2 separate regions of the Mus musculus genome follow, and region 1 is linked to region 2. A link is a loop called in an ENCODE intact Hi-C map of the cell type or tissue named here. Cell type or tissue: heart. All regions are shown on one strand. Links, peaks and the distances in the headings refer to the core of each region. The heading gives the core; the rest is flanking DNA.

Evidence for each region. Hi-C counts contacts between places; a loop is a spot of excess contacts. Peaks named below come from ENCODE experiments on the same cell type or tissue, not always from the same donor. Only the 100,000 strongest peaks of a DNase experiment are listed, where the experiment ranks them.
Region 1: it touches region 2 in a loop (2.3-fold over the local background); 5 of 42 quality-filtered maps call a loop at or near these places.

The regions. Positions count from the first base shown.
Region 1 is chr2:156,106,027-156,108,944 of GRCm38, reverse strand. The region is part of intron 1 of Cpne1 (copine I); the gene reads left to right. All of the region lies in intron 1 of Rbm12 (RNA binding motif protein 12), which reads left to right. Among named protein-coding and RNA genes, the nearest start is that of Cpne1, 4.5 kb to the left of the region's middle. In heart, for the core only: no CTCF peak of the experiment used is centred there; no DNase peak of the experiment used is centred there.
Region 2 is chr2:156,004,209-156,007,126 of GRCm38, reverse strand. 6430550D23Rik (RIKEN cDNA 6430550D23 gene) reads left to right here and starts at 2,700. Exons shown (of 6, transcript NM_001145351.1): 1 at 2,700-2,786. In heart, for the core only: a CTCF peak has its summit at 1,535 (motif pointing left); no DNase peak of the experiment used is centred there.

The sequences.
Region 1 (2,918 bases), core at 232-2,731, 100 kb before region 2:
GCAAACTTAAAGGGATGAAGCTGTGGTTTCATGATTTCTTTGGTGATGGGATTACACTGCTGATAACATTGTGCCCATTGTAAATAGAGGCTTTGTTGCTGATCTTTGAGGCGAACCTTTAAGAGGTTGTTGGGATTTTTGTTTCTTTTGGATCTTAAGTGTGTGGTTCTGCTTTGCCCTGATTGTTGTCAGGTAAAGGTTGGTGACTTCACAACATGAAATTTACCTTCTCAGTGTTGATTGCCAGAGAGAGTGGAAATACTGGAGTTTTAGTTTGTTCCTGTTCTTTGTAACTAAAAGGTTTGTTGATGAACATTTTACTCTGAAGTTTCAAATAATTGGAATGGCTAGTAAAATAAATTTATCTTGTTAATATGCAAGTACTTACCATTTTTCCCTGTTTTCTGTTGTGCTGAAGAACCATCTGTTAGGAAATGAAGTGAAAAATGCAGTAACGCAGCTTGCTGTCTTAGGGCTTCTGAACTGTGTGGACTTGTGGCTAACTTTCTCCTGGCCTGTCCCTATATTTTATATGTAGATAAAATGTTTATAAGACACTCTCTGTTGTAGTCCAGACCAACCTCAAACTTTTTTTTTTTTTTTTTTTTGAGGCAGGGTTTCTCTCTGTAGCCCTGGCTGTCCTGGAACTCACTCTATAAACCAGGCTGGCCTCGAACTCAGAAATCCGCCTGCCTCTGCCTCCCGAGTGCTGGGATTAAAGGCGTGCGCCACCATGCCTGGCCCAACCTCAAACTCTTTTTCTTTGTCCCTCTGCCTCTTAAATGCTAGCATTACAGGTGCGTTATATCTAGCTACAGTACCTATTTATATATTTTAAGAAAGGGTCTCATTGCCTGCCCCTGCCTCTATGCTTGTTTTGGACTTTTTTGTATTTTTTTTTTTTTTTTTTTTTGAGATAGGATTTCCCTGGGTATCCCTGGATATGCTGGTGCTCTGTAGATCAGGCTGGCCTTGAATTCAGAGATCTGTGAGCCTCTGCCTTCCTTGAGTCCTGGAATTAAAGGTGTGTAGCCTTCTCCTATCACTTTTTTTTTTAATAGAATTATTTTAATTATGTTTTTCCAAAGTTCACCAGAACTCAGGTGAGCGGAATAGATTTTTAAATTTGGGATCCTGTGTTCAATTAGGATCTAGCTCACATTTTAACACACAGGAATAAACAGGCTCTGGGAAAACAGTGCTGGCTCCGTTCATTTGTGATCGTGGGGCTGGAGAGATGGCTCAGGAATTAAGAACACTGGGTACTCTTTTCAAAAAACCAAGGTTCAATCCCAGAACTTAAACAGCAAGCCACAGACATTGTTAACACCAGTTCCACGTGATATGATACCCTCTTTCTGGGCTTTGTCAGTACTGTGTGCGTGTGATACACAGATATGCAGTATCTAGGCAGAACATCCATACCTGTATAACAATACTTTTTTTTGAGCTAATAAAAATTATTGGTCTTTACAAAGTGAGATTTGAGACAAAAATGCTAGTTTTCAGTTTCCATCTGACTTACTTGTGAAGGAAGAGCCGTAGTTAAAAAAAGGTACTGGTATTTAGCCTTGATGTGTATACTTTTCCTTGGTGTGGGGATGCTTCTGATGGTGTTTCTTGTATGTAGATTGGCTCTGTTCTGTAAGTTGAACACAAAAGTTAAACTACACGTTTACGCAGATCAGCTGGGCTTTCAACATTTCTCCCCCCCCCCTTTTTTTTTTTTTTAAGATTTATTTATTGTGCCGGGCGTGGTGGTGCACGCCTTTAATCCCAGCACTCGGGAGGCAGAGGCAGGCAGATTTCTGAGTTTGAGGCCAGCCTGGTCTACAGAGTGAGTTCTAGAACAGCCAGGGCTATAAAAAGATTTATTTATTGTTATATGTGAGTACACTCATCAGGTCTCATTAGAGATGGTTGTGAGCCATCATGTGGTTGGTGGGGATTGTACTCAGGACCTCTGGAAGAGCAGTCAGTGCTCTTTAATCACTGAGCCATCTCTCCAGCCCTCAACATTTCTTAATGTAATAAGAATTTTCCTTATTGTTAATGGTTTTGGAACCTTGAGTATGACTGGCTAGCCTAAATTTGACCTTCTCAGGATGGCCGTGGGGTATCTTCTTGTGTTTGAAAGGGAAAAAAGAGTTAGGAAACTCAGTTCTCTAATGTGTGGGAGACGTGCCCAGGCCCATACCTTGTGTTTGTTCTTACTTGGTTTTTCTGCTCTCATTACATTACATCCTGGCTGGACTTGAATTCACTATGTAGTCCATTCTGATTTCGAACCCAGGCTTCTCCTGCCTCTTGCTCCTGAAGCAGTGAGGTTACAGGAATATAGTGCTACACCCTGTTATGCCAGACCTTTCAAATTAGAATCTCTAATAGGTGTCAGATGTTTAACACAAAAATTAACTAGAAAATTACCCCGGCTCTTACTTAGCTCCTAGTGCTGACCTTTTATGCAGTTAGAGATAAGTATTGCAATAATTATTTTTGTTACTTTATTTAAAGCAAACCTTCTGTTTTGTATTTCCCTTTATAACTAGTTATGGAAGCTGCTAGATATAGGTTTTATTTTTGTTTGTTTTCGAAACAGTTTCTCACTGTTCTTGTCCTGGAACTCATTATAGTCCAGGCTGGCCTAAGACTCAGATCTGCCTGCCTCTGGCCACGTGCTGGGATTGAAGGTGAGTGCCACCACTCCTGGTTCAGAGAACCAAGACTTAGGTTAGGCTGTGAGATGCTGCATGGGAGTGAAGGAACTTGCCATAAAGCTTGACCATCTTGTTTCCATCTCTAGGACCCACATGGTGGAAGCAGAGGACTGAGTCTCCAAGTTGTCCTCTGACTTCCTTGCACATATGCTGTGGCTTCTGTGACCCACAGATATACTAACTAAATAAATGTAATTAAGT
Region 2 (2,918 bases), core at 243-2,742:
CTTTCTGTTGTAACCCATTAGCTCTAGACAGCTTAATACCGCTATAAAGACTAAAACAAAGTGCTCAATAGTTTTGTTTTAAGAAAGTGTCTTTCTGCTGCTCTGGCTGACCAGGAACACCTGGACTCCTGCCTCAGCCTCTTAGCGTCTCATGGGAGGTTTCTGTTTTGAAGATTTATTAACTATTTTTATGTGTGTCTACATGTGTTTATGTGTACCAGATGATAGTACGGGGCATTGGATCCCTGAAATCTGGACTTATGGGCAGTTCTGAGTCACCCAATGTGTGCTGGGAACTGAACCAGGGTCCCCTGAAAGAGCAGCCAGCAACCATGCTGTGCTCAGTCTCCATGCTTGAGCTTAAAGGTCTTGACGTAGAACTCTTGCTTCAGATAATAAATCCCACTTTAGGAATCTATTTTATGCTGTTGAATTCAATTTCCTGTCAACCTAAAGAGGTTTTGTTGTTGTTGTTTTGTTTGTTTGTTTGTTTTTGTTTTTTTCTCTGTAGACCAGGCTGGCTTCGAACTCAGAAATTCGCCTGCCTCTGCCTCCCAAGTGCTGGGATTAAAGGCGTGCGCCACCACGCCCGGCTCACCCAAAGAGAGTTTTTAAGATTTTATTTTGTATTTTATTTTAGATAGGGTCTCACTATGCCTGGGCTGGCCTTGAATTCTGCTTGCCTCTGCCTTGCAGAAGCTGAGATTAAAGGCATGTGCTGCCACATCTAGACCTTAAATGTTTTTGTTAGGATATGTTGATTATCCATGATAATGGGTTTATGAAATCTTCATACATATTCATAATGTATTTCTATCACACACACAAGCCCAGTTAGTTACCCTCCATAGGCCCCCTTCTCCCAGCAACCACATGGTGGCTCACAGCCATCTGTAATGGGATCTGATGCCCTCTTCTGGCATGCACCATATATATATATATATATATATATATATATATATACATATATATACACAGAACACTCATACAAAAATAAAAATATTCCAAACAAAAATTGTACCAGGTGGTTATAACTTATGCATGAGTTCATGAGATTGCTCAGAGGCAAAACACTGGAGTCAAATATGGTCATATATAGGGATCAGTTCTGTAAGGGTAAATTGTCAGGTCTCCAGAAAAAAATGGAATAAAAACTATTTGTTCTTAAGACCTTAGAACTATTAATCCTTAGAACCTGCATTTTAAAAAGATGGGTGCATGCCGGGCGTGGTGGCACACGCCTTTATTCCCAGTATTTGGGAGGCAGAGGCAGAGGCAAAGGCAAGTGGATTTCTGAGTTTGAGGCCAGCCTGGTCTACAGAGTGAGTTCCAGGACAGCCAGGGCTACACAGAGAAACCCTGTCTCAAAGAAAGAAAGAAAAAAAAAAAAAAGATGTGTGCAAGGGCTTGAGAGATGACTCAAAAGTTAAGCGTATGGCTGTCCTTTCAGAGGATCATTCCCCAGAACCCATCAGGTGGCCCCCAACCATCAGAAACTCCAGTTCTGCAAAATCTGAGCCCTCTTCTGGCCTTTATGGGTACTGCATGCACACGGTGCACATGTATACATACAGGCAGACCATACTTACCAGCTTGTGTGGGAGCTCTGTATAGGGAGCCTGGTAGCTGATGCACACCATAGCACCAGAATGACACCCCCAGCTCTCAGCAACTTCATGGGGACGGCTGTAAACAAGCTGCAGACCTTCCGGGTCAAGACAAACCTCTTCAAGCTGCAGGATCAAACTCAGGTCATCAGCTGGGGTGGCAAGGGCTTTCGCCAGCAAATCATCTCACTGACCCTTCTAACTGCTTTTAAGTTAATTATCATTTCTGGGAACTGGGAGTAGCCCTGGCTGGCCTAGAACTCCATATGTAGACCAGGCTGGTCTCAAACTCACAGGGATCTACCTGCTGCTGCCTCCTAAGTGCTGAGGGTAAAGGCTACACCACCATATCAGGCTGGAAATTGGTTTTTAACAAATAGAGATGGACTTATCATTCTTATCTCAAGATGAAGTACACTGTTTTGTTTTGTTTTGACCAAGACAGGATTTCTCTGTATAGCCCTGGTTGTCCTGGAACTTGTTCTGTAGACCAGGCTGGCCTTGAACTTATGGGATCTCCCTGCCTCTGCCTTCCAAGTGCTGTAATTAAAGGCATGTGCCACCACTGCCCATCTGTTTTTGTTTTTATATGAATTTATGTATATATATATATCAGATCTGGGTCTTGTTTAATTACTCATGTAAAAAATAACCATTCTAATGGAAAAGAAGTTTAGCCTAGTGGTTTTGCAGGGAGAGTTGTTAAGGATCTTGCTTTTGTTTTTATCTGGCTATTTTGAGTAAATGAAAACATTCTTGAGGGCTATTGAGGTAACTTGGTGACTAAGCTGGACAATTCCTAGAACCCACATGGTGGTTCTATGACTACCACATACATGAACCATGGCCTGAATGCCCACACACACATGCACAGATACACTAAGTAAATCTGACACAATTTAGAAAGCTCTTTCCAGTTGCTTCCTTTATCATAGTCTGTTATATAAATATATATTAGGGGCTGTAGAGAGCTGTCATAACATAAATCTAGAAAAAAATAAATAAGAGAAAGGGTCATGACAATATCCAATACTCTGTGTTGATTTAAAAGAATTTAGGGGAGAGAGTAAGAATTCTGGAGGATCACAGTGAAACCATGGCAGCGGGGGATGGTGGGGTCGCTGGCAGGCAGAACCATCTTGGAATGCTTGGCTTCTGGGGGAAACTACACAGGTTCAGGTCAGCAATCTCAGATACCTAATTGAAGAGAGATGAGGACACTGTGGCCCTGGGCTCTCACTTTCAGTACTAAAGAGCCTGATGACTGTCCCCTGTAGGGTACAGGACAGTGGTCACAGTGTGGACTCTGAT